Regions from separate parts of the Mus musculus genome. Here region 2 is linked to region 1. Evidence: chromatin loops called from intact Hi-C (ENCODE). Cell type or tissue: heart. All regions are shown on one strand. Links, peaks and the distances in the headings refer to the core of each region. The heading gives the core; the rest is flanking DNA.

Region 1 (5,373 bases), core at 239-5,238:
ATAAAGAATTGAGCACAGCGTCCAAACCTGTGAGCTGTAAGATCTGGTCATCCAGGTGGGTCACAGCCTCATCATGCATGACTTGGCCTCCGAGAACAAACTCCAGGCGTCCTTCATGCAGGAGCTGGCGGACCTGGTCATGGGCAGGCAGAAGAAGACAGTCAGGTCACAGGTCCCAAGCCTGCAGCACTTCCCAAGGACCCTCATGAAACACCTCATCCTGGCTCACTCCACAAAGGCAGGAGGACCCTGTCTTGGTTCATAGCATGTCCCCAGAACTCAGAGGCACATAGCCCACGGCAGCTATCGGAGACCTGGATCTAGGCCATGGTCAGGACATGTAAATGTGATTTTAATTTTCAAATAACTTTTTTAAAAAGCTGAAGGAACAGAACGGAGTGCTTCCTCACACCCCTCCCCAGACTCACTCATCGGCCTCATTTTTGGGTTCTCTTGAGCGAACACTTCCACGTCTATTCCCTGACTCTATTTTGTCTGAAGCACTTCCGGTGAACCGGCTGCAGCCTGCTTCACTCTGAGCACTTTTGTGTGGTTGGTCCAGAGGAATGAGGATGATGGTAAGCCTAGTACTATCATCATGACTAGGAAACAGAATACTAAGACTGCTGTGCAACGCCAGGCTCTCTGTGAACCTCTCGGGCTGCCCCGCCAGTCCCTTTCTGGCACACCATTCAACCTGGGACCCCATGTCCCCGTAAATGGTCATCTTTCATTCAGCTCCTTTAATTCAGGAGCAACTCCTCATCCTGTCTTTTTTGGGGGCTTGACAATTTAGAGGGAGACAGGCCTTGTTATGTGGGGTTCAGTGTGGTCTTGCTGGTGAATGTATGTTAGGTAAGTGAATTTAGGGGTTGGTAGAGAAAAGTCTGGGCATGAGGGTGAGTGGTCTTATGTTACTTTTGGCTTGTGTGCTGAAGGTGGAATCTATAGGTGGCTTACCCCAAGGCACCGATTACATATGGGGAGGTGTCTAGCTATTGGGGATTCCCAGCGGACAAAATCCTGGGCTCCAGGGAACTGCACTAGTAGACTCCTACCTAGGGCTTTACACAAAAGCCACACCCTTCACAGAGGGTTGGAGACAGACCCCATTGGAAGAGGCAGGCTCTAAAGTCAGACAGCCCTGTTTCTGAACCATACCTGTTTATTCATAAACTATAAACCCTTGAGGTAGCTGCCAGGCTATACCTGTAAGTCTATGCAACAATCCCCCAGAGCTGGTACATGCCAATGGCAAGCCCCAAGTGTCTCTTCAGAATCCTTGGCATGAGCTGTCTGAGGGCGGGGAGCAGGCTATCTTGTCTTATAGAAGAGAAAGCCATGCTTACAGATGCCAGTGGCAGGATCAGGCACCAGCCTGCCCACATTCTCTGTACTGTGTGACACTAAGCTGTCACAGAGCCACAGGGGTTCCAAACACGGCCAGCCAGGGGCAGGGGAGAGTCAGTGTGTGCAGATAGGGGAGGGGACAAAGTTCACCTGGGTGTTGATTAAGCACCAATTCCTGTTGCCTTTTGGGAGAAATGCTAGCCTAGCTTAGGGGTATGTCCGGTCCCCTACCAAGAACAGACAGAAAGATGACGTCACCCTGTCTATGGGCAGTGGCCCTGACCACAAGCCTAGTTTTTGTTGTTGTTGTTGTTTTGTCTTTACAGCTAGCATGTTCCTGAGCACATCTGGAACTCCCTATCTAGTCTCCTCCTGGAACTTTCCTCTCACACTTCGGATACCTTAGGGACCCATGTCCTGACACTCCTGTCCCCACCTTACCTGCTGTTTCTGCTGCTCAGAGGCCACACCGTCCCACCACAGCCGGAAGAACTCCTGCTCCACGGCGATGAAGCGCCGCTGCCCTCCGCGGACCAGTTCCGCCACCACGGTAGTGTAGACATTGGCTGCATAGGCTCTCATGCTTTCCTGGGGAGGCAGAAGCCATCACAACAGCCCCAAGGGTGGTGATGAGTCCAAAGGACCAAAGAGAAGTACAAGAGACCAAGTACCCTGGTGCCTAACACCTCCAGTGTACTCAGACCTAGGGGTATGTGGCAGGAATCACCACTTTCTCTTTATAGACAAGGAACCTGAGCCAGTGGACAGAAAGCCTCTCCCTGCCCGCTCTGTCCAAGGTCTTGAACAGAAAGAACCTCGAGGTTACAGGCCCCATACCAAGCTTATCTGGCTGGGTAGGAGTGTGAAGAGGAAGCTGAACTGGCTAGCCCTCATGTCAGCACCACAGAGGGCCAGCCCAGTTGCCTGTAGTCAGCTGACATCCACCTGCTTGGAAACCTACCCCACCCAAGGTACTCCAGGCTTATTCCTGAGACTGGCTACCTGTCAATCCACACTTTGGGGACACACTCCTCTGCCTTAACTTTTGCAGGGACCGTCTAATAAGATAGATGCCATCAGGACTCCGAGGCAGGAAGTGGCCAGCCCGAGGCTGAGGCTCAGACTGCAGGGGATCAGGCTGGGGGGTGGGGTGGGGTGCTGCAGCCCAGGTCGCCTCTCTTCCCGGCTGGGTCGGGTGCACTCCGCAGGAGGCAGTTACTGTGCAAGGAGCTCAGGAACGCTCCAACTTACCTGGACCGTGAAGACCCAGCCCACGTCCATGTGACTGTGGGGCACCACGAAGGCCCGGATCGGGCCGGCGGGCTGAGCTGCCCGCGGCCACAACAGCAACAGCTGGCCGAGTAGCGGCAGCCAGCGCAGCGGCCCCATTGCTGGGCAGTGGGACGCTGCCAGGGCAGCGGGTCCTGGGTAGAGCGGTCCACTTCCGGGTCCGGGACCCGCGGCGCCGCCTGTCGGCAGGAATGCGCGAGCGCTGCCAGCCACGGGCAGGGCACGAGCTTTGTGTGGTACGGCGCCCCTTGTCGGCTAGAGTGTGTATTGCAGCTTTCGTCCCTATATGGTGGTCTTGCAGCTCAAGGCCACTACCTCCAGACTTGGAGACCGCTGTTGTCTACACAGAGGGAAACCTTCCAGGATAACACGCTCTCCGACGCAGACCTCTAGCCTCAGGGTGGCTTGACTTGAAATTTTTTAGTTCATTTTAAGGAAGCGAAACTGGCTTTTTACAGACACAGCGACGAAAGGGTCAGGGTTGGTAGGTTCAGAATCAAATCTGGGGTCTTGGATGGTGAGCTGGGGCAGATGTTTAATCTCTTTGATCCCCATAAAATGGGATGTGATAATAGAGGAGGCATGAGTTGCTAGGGACATGGGATCTAAATGAATGAAGTCCCCATCTCTCAGCCAATTAAAACTGGTGACTTTACAATTGGTAAGAGAGCAGTTCCCTGAATCACCTCTGTAGCTCCTCCGTGGCCAGCAGGTGGTCTATAGTTTGGGGTTTTCTGGGCTGTGGTGGGGCCAGAGGTGTGACTCTGACTAGCCTGTTTTGTCACTTGCCCTTCAGCAAATGCGACCAAAACCCAAGCTGTTCTTTGAGCAAGCTCAGATCCCTCTCTATCCTGTCCACGGACCTGAGACCTCTAGATTCCACAAGAGGTCAGACCTTTCCATGAAGAAGTGGGCAGCCATTTACCAACTTGTGCGGCCACCGCTTTAGGACTCAGGTGGACTACATTTCCCAGCCTCCTTTGCATGACAAATGTTAGCCAATGGGATGTGGACCACCACAAGGGTTCTATGGATGGGACCTGGGTCCACTAGAAGAGCAACCAGCGCTGTCAACTGCTATGCCATCTCTCCAGCCCAATCATAGCTTCTTAAATTATGTGTGTTGTGACCACATATGTGGGGCTGCAAAAATTTTGGCAACGGTAAAGTTTTCGAATGTCTAGTAACACACTCAAACCTAAAGAATCGGAGGTATTTCTGGCGGTGCTCACTCATGGTACTTCAGATGATGTCACTGCCACCTTGGATCTGAACACATGGCACTAGCGCTTTGCACTGTGAAGGCTGACACTCTATGCAGCAAACACCACCCAGAACATTTTGGTTCAGATATGCTGTGAATTGCGTTGTTTTTCAGCAAATAGACAACATCTATGCTGTTACAGAAACAATGGTTTACTCTCAAAAACAAATATTTAATATTTTCCTTCCATAATTTCTCAACATATGAGCATCACATTAGTGTATGTTTGGATTGTCGTAAGCTAGAATGTTGTACCGTGTTTTATTTTTTGTGTGGTGTATGTACATGCTGTGTGCATGTGTGTGGAAGTCAGAGGTTGATGCTGAGTATCTTCCTATATCACGCTGTACCTTGTGTTTTGAAATACCATGTCTCACTGGACCTGGAGTTCTCTGATTGGCTAAGTTGACCAGACAGTCGCTCCAGGGGCCTCCTGTCTCTGCCTCCTGTGTTGGGGCTACAGATTCTCAACACGGTACCCAGCTTTTACATGGTTGCTGGGATCTGAGCTCAGTTCCTCGTTACTCATCTCTGGGAGCACCAACATGCTTCACTGCTTCCCCAGAGCACTGACGTCTGCTCTGGAGGTGAGAATATCCCCGAACTGAAGCAGGTGGTGAATTCTGACTTCAGGGATAGCTCAACAAATATGGAGGCCTAGGTACCCGAGGAATTAACTGCTGGACCTGAGATTGTCTCTTTTCTCTGCTACTCATGTGACATCAGGGGATAAATCTTGAAGGGACTCAAGACCTGGTCTTGAGCATGGTGGTGAGCATGACTCTGGTAGTCCTTGTCGTTCTCCCCATTCCCTCTGTCTTGCTAGAAACCATTAGATTACACTCCTAAAGCTAGCCCTCAAGGTCTATTCCCTTATTTGGCCACTTCCTCCTCCAGAGGCTGACTACCAAGGTCTAGCTATCTAAGTATTGAAGTCCAGCAATCAAAAGCCCCCTTTGGCTCACCTAATTAACATGCACAATTAAAATTAAACACTTCATCCTAACACAGGGTTTCCCCTTGTACCTCTATAAATGGCCATTTTCCTATGTGTCACATCTGTCTCCTCTCTATCCAGAGGCAGTCCTTTGTCCTCTGGGACAAATACCTGGCCCCCTTTCCCTTGTTCCCTTCCCCTCCTCCCCCCTCCTCTATCTCTTGTGTTTTTCTATTCTGTGCCCTCTGTCTCTCTGAGGCAAACACATCTCCTTGGTTCTGAGAACATGGTCTTGGGATCCTGAGGTGAAACTTTTCCTAATAGTTTTCACTTCCAGGAGCCCCCATTTCAAGGAAGGACAACAAAATCCAGTCTCATGGGATGCTGATGAGTGTCTGCTGCAGTTTCAAAGAGAAACGGCACCAAACAGCTCATGTATTGGAATATGTGGTACCCATTGCCATTGGTGCTGTTTGGGAAGGTTACGGAACCTTCAGGAGGGGAAGCCAGCCTTGCCGGGGGAAGTACATTA
Region 2 (5,373 bases), core at 225-5,224, 68 kb before region 1:
ACTGCTTAGGAAGGAGGTCTCAGTGGTAAGGTTTAGGGATTCAATATACGTAAGGGATGTAGAGCTCTGCGTGTGCATAGAAGCCTATGTATATACCTACAATTGTCCCTTGCTTCTGTCCACTGAGAGGGACCAGGAGCACACCTACTTCTAAGATCTTGGCTTTAAGATACCACATTTCACTAAAGGAACTCAGGACTGCTTAGAGAAAAGGCCTGTCCTAGAGACAGGGTGAGGAAAACATGTCAAAGAATGTTGGGCACAGGGAAGAGCATAGAGATGACAGCTTAGGTGACCTTCTACTTGTTAGCTTAGTGACAATTTGGTCATCAAAATAACAATAACAGCATAATAGTGTCTTAGTGTTTCATTGCTGTGAAGAGAAAACATTACCAAGGCAAGTCTTATAAAGGAAAAGATTTAATTGGAGCTGGCTTACAGTTTCAGAGGTTCAGTCCATTATCATCATGACAGGTAGCATGGCAGCATACAAGCCATGGTGCTGGAGGAGCCAAAGTTCTACATTTTGATCTGCAGGCAACAAAAGGGAACTGTCTTCTGCAGGCAGCCAGGAGGAGGGACTTTGGGTGTGGCTCACCTGAATGCTGTCCTGACATACATGAAGCCTGAGTCCTGTCCCCAGTGTCACATAAAGTAGGTGTGATAGAGAACGCCTGTAATCCCAGCACTCTAGGTGGATGCCAGAGGATCAGAGGTTAAGCTTGCCCTCAGATACGCAGAGTTTGAGGCCAGTCAGGCATACATATGTCCCTGTCCCAAGAGGAAGAGGAGGGAGGGGAAGAAGAGGAGGGAGGGGAAGAAGAGGAGGGAGGGGAAGAAGAGGAGGAGGAGACTAAGAGAGAATGGCCTGTGTCTTGACAAGGAGAAGGTAGGAGTTACCAGGTACAGTCAGAGAAGCCAGAGAAGGATGCTTGCAGAGATGGCACACTGCAGTTTCCATGCAACAGCCTTCTAGGGCTTAGTTGGAAAACATAGAAGCCCACCTTCAGTGACCCAGTTCCAGAAGTCTTCTCTAAGTCTTCTGGATTCAGCTGAAGCGCCCTGCAGTCTGCTAAAATACCCATGCAACCTTTGTGTGGCCTGCCTCTCGGTATCAATTGCTGACTCCCATACCCAGGGTGAGGGCAGAGTCTGGGGGAGCTAGGTGAGGTGTCCTTACCTCAGGCCTGAGTAAGGCTCCACAGTGAAGGGGGGGCTGACACTTGCAGCAGCTTCTGAGGGGTCACCTCCTTCCAAAATTAACAGGCTGAGAGATTGCCACCCACAGCATGGCCGCTGGCTTGTTGAGCAGCACAAGAAAAGAAAAAAACAATCTCTGCTCTGCTCTGCTCTGCTCTGCTCTGCTCTGCTCTGCTCTGCTCTGCTCTGCTCTGCTCTGCTCTGCTCTGCTCTGCGCTGGTGCGTCCTTTAGGTCCCAGCATGTCATGTCGACATCGCCTGCCATCCACCTTGAGATGTGTGCACCCAGCCCACAGGCTATCCCTTTTACAGCTATGTCTGCATCTTTTCCCCTAGCATGGGTAGCCCCCATATTATGCCCTCTTGAAGTTCAAGGTTTCTTCAGAATGCTTAGACAGGTTTCATGCTGGCTGCTCAGAGGATGGGGAAAACCCTGAAACCAAAGTCACCAGCGTCTCCTCTGTGACCTCACCCTGGCCACTGTCTGCTTTCCAAAGACAGTGTCAGGACACTGACCTGAATAAAAACCGTGGTCTGTTGGCTGTTCTCTCTCTCTCTCTCTCTCTCTCTCTCTCTCTCTCTCTCTCTCTCTCTCTCTCACACACACACACACACACACACACACACACACACACACCTTGTAATGTGCTGTCTCTCAGTCTGTCACCGGCTGCACCTGGCCCTTCTAAAAAACAGTTACAAGCAGCATCAGTTACAAACATTTCAAGTGGCTGTCGGGCCAGCACTCCACGACTAACCATTTTAATAACTGCGGGGCTTGGGTTGTGTGGCAGGGCCATGTGTCCAGCAATATGTGACTATGATGCAGATGGCTACATGTCTGGCCTGCTGGGTCCTTCCAGTGAGGTGTTTCTTTGTTCAGCAAAGACTTCAAGGTTTAAAGGAAATGTCTGGATTCTCTGAGCCAATGAGAATTTCATAAGCATTTATTAACCAGAGGGACACTGGCCAACTCAGCCCAAGGAAGTAACTGCTAACAAGTACTTTCCAGAATCCAGAGATTTACTGCCAGGCCCTCCTGGGGACTCTGTCAGGAATCTGGCATCCCAGACACCATCTTTCTGAATCATTTGGCATCTTCCCTTGGGAACTGACTGACGGTGACAGGCAGAGGTGAGCACAGCCGCAAACACTATGAACGCCCTGAAATCCACCTGGGCATCTCCATCAGCGTCTAGTTCCTTCAGCAGTTTGTTCAGACCTTCTGTGTCATCTCAGCCAGAGGAGGGAGGGGGCAGAGTCAGCAACAGGAATGCAGAGTGGGACTTGGGCCTCAGTCAGCTCCAGCCTCAGGGTCAGAGGGGGAGGGGAAAGGCACCCACCAGTGAGCCACATGGCGGCCAGCCACACTTTGTGTCTACACAATGACACACTGGTGTATACAGGCTGTGAGATGCTTTGAATGGAGTGACAGGACTTCACCTAACCTCAAGTGCTGGTCCATGTCTCAAGCCCCCAGACCCGGTTTTTATGTCGATGCTGGGGGTCTCAATTCAGCTCCATATGTTCTTTACTTACTGAGCCATCTTCCTAGCCCCTCTACTGTGCTCTCAACGGGAGTATCTGTTTTCCACAAGCCTGCAGGCTTCACAACTATAAGGCAAGGGGGCTGTCTCACTTACATTCATTAGGGATGAAGACTAACAGACCGTCGGTCCCAAGGAACCTACACAGAAGCTCTGTTTGCTGCTCCAGCCCACTGCTAAGGTCCCAGGTCTTTTTGGAGAGGACAAGCCTGGTGCAGGCTCTGAAAGCCTGGCCATGTAACAGTTAGGGCTGACACCATCCTTCCTGAGAGGTGAACAGAGGACAGATCTCAGCGTCAGCATCAGGGGACCAGCAGTGCAGCTGAGATTTGGAATGTTTTGTGTTCCTATGGCATTTTCAGAAAGTGTGAGTTCAGACCACCCACTAAGCCATGGCTGTGCACGTGAAAGTGGGTGTTAATTATAGCAGGTTAGAATGGCAAAGTCAGGGGAGGCTGCAAATTCAACACTCAGAGAGTAGAGGGACACACCCATCCACCTAGACTTCCCGCACTTCTCAGAATACCTGCACGGGGCTGAGGATTGGGCTCAGTCCATAAAGCGCTCACCATAGGATCTGGGTTTGATTCCCAGAAACCACATACAGAAGCTGAAGATGGTAATATGTGTTTGTTATCCAACACCAGGGACATAGAAATAGAGGAGTCCTTGCTGGTCAGCCAGTCTAACCTAATTGGTGAGTTCCTGGTCAATGACCTTATCCCCCAAACCACAAAGAGGCAGGGAGTCCAGAGGAGCCAACCTTCAGGCTAATGCGTGCTGCCTTTAGCCTTGGTCACAGAAGCTTCTGTCTGGTGGCAAAGGTCAACGCAGAGACACACAGCTGGCCTTCTTGTTGAGGTTAAGTGACTGTTAGGTGCTCAGTCCTATTGGGACACACCGCCTCCTCAAAAGCTCAGGGACTGTCACAGAAGAGGGAGTAAGAGCCAGAGGACCGGAGCAAAGGGTGCTGTTAAAAGCTGGCACGGCCGTTACACTTAGGAGCTTACAGGGACCGTGCTTTCTTGTAAGACCTGCACAAGGTGGGGCCGTCGGCATTCTTCGTGGACAGGAGAGGGCACGAGGTCCAGTCCTAAGGAGCCACTGGTAGTCGAGAATGTTGGGAGCAGGGAGGTCATTCTTTCAGCTGTGTAGCCACTGGCAAGTTGCCCATTTCCGGTAAATAACAACCCCCCAACCCCCGCAGAGGACCGTGCAAACAATCCTACTTGTGGGGTCACACATGAAACCAGAGAAGACCTGGAAGCAGGAGTTGTTGGAAGAGGGGATCAGTGGTGGTGAGAAGGGAATCAAGGAGGGAAATATGGGCACAAAATGAAAATACATGCGTGGCATTGTCAAAGAATAGAAGTAAAGAAACATTTAAAAAGAAAACTGAAAAAAAAAAAAAGCCGGGTGTGGTGGCGCACAGCCTTAATCCCAGCATTTGGGAGGCAGAGGCAGGCAGATTTCTGAGTTCGAGGCCAGCCTGGTCTACAAAGTGAGTTCCAGGACAGCCAGGGCTATACAGAGAAACCCTGTCACGAAAAACCAAAAAAAAAAAAAAAAAAAAAAAAAAACAAAAAAAAACAAAACAAAACAAAAAAACAAACTGAAGTTGGGAGTTCCTGAGGAGGTATGGCTGAGGTTGACCTCTGACCTCCACCCGTGTACATACACATGTGCACACTTATACACACGTATCCACAGCACAGACACACACTCCCTGAAGATTAATTTCTCAAACTTTGATGATCATCAGAACATCCCATGCCCTGTGCACAACTCAACGATGTGGTGACTGTCTTCAGAAAGGCCCAGACTTAGAGAATTCACACCATTCTATTAGGCCCCAAACAATAGTAACTTTCATATTAATCAGAATTTCGCCCTCAACAATGCTTGTTTGGGAGAAAGAGAAGAAGAAAAGAGTCAGTATTCAAGATGGCTCATTTTTCTCTCTCCATGCTTCTGCATTTTTTCCGTCATTTACAAACACATTTGTAATAAAACAAAACAGATGGAGTTTATTGTAAAAATGTGTCATTGTTGCATTTCTGCTTAGGACAGAAACACGATGTTCTGGGCTGTGGGTGACAACGTGAACCTGAGTACTCTGACTTTTTTCTTTTTTTTTATTAGATTTTTTAAAAATTTACATTTCAAATGTTATCCCCTTTCCTTCTTTCCCTCTGAAAACCCCCCTATCCCATCCCCTGTCCCCCTGCTCACTAACCCACCCACTCCCGCTTCCCTGTCCTGGCATTCCCCTACACTGGGGCATCTCAGGACCAAGGGCCTCTCCTCTCAGTGATATCCCACAAGGTCATCCTCTGCTACATATTCAGCTGGAGCCACGAGTCCCACCATTTGTACTCTTTGGTTGGTGGTTTAGTCCCTGGGAACTCTGGGAGTACTGGTTGGTTCGTATTGTTATTTCTCCTATGGGGCTGCAAACCCCTTCAACTCCTTGGGTACTTTCTCTAGATCCTCCATTGGGGACCCTGTGCTCCATCCAATGGATGACTAGTTGCATCCACTTCTGAATTTGTCAGGCACTGGCAGAGCCTTTCAGGAGACAGCTATATCAGGCTCCTGTCAGCAAACACTTGTTGGCATCCACAAT

What was found. Hi-C counts contacts between places; a loop is a spot of excess contacts. Peaks named below come from ENCODE experiments on the same cell type or tissue, not always from the same donor. Only the 100,000 strongest peaks of a DNase experiment are listed, where the experiment ranks them.
Region 2: it touches region 1 in a loop (2.4-fold over the local background); 5 of 42 quality-filtered maps call a loop at or near these places.

The regions. Positions count from the first base shown.
Region 1 is chr5:36,827,837-36,833,209 of GRCm38, forward strand. Man2b2 (mannosidase 2, alpha B2) reads right to left here and starts at 2,813. Exons shown (of 19, transcript NM_008550.2): 1 at 2,602-2,813; 2 at 1,792-1,938; 3 at 28-133. The coding sequence starts at 2,739. In heart, for the core only: no CTCF peak of the experiment used is centred there; DNase peaks (open chromatin) are centred at 2,275, 2,825 and 3,625; H3K4me3 peaks cover 1,569 bases; H3K27ac peaks cover 759 bases.
Region 2 is chr5:36,760,330-36,765,702 of GRCm38, forward strand. It overlaps the pseudogene Gm40318. Among named protein-coding and RNA genes, the nearest start is that of Bloc1s4, 14 kb to the left of the region's middle. In heart, for the core only: no CTCF peak of the experiment used is centred there; no DNase peak of the experiment used is centred there; H3K27me3 peaks cover 922 bases.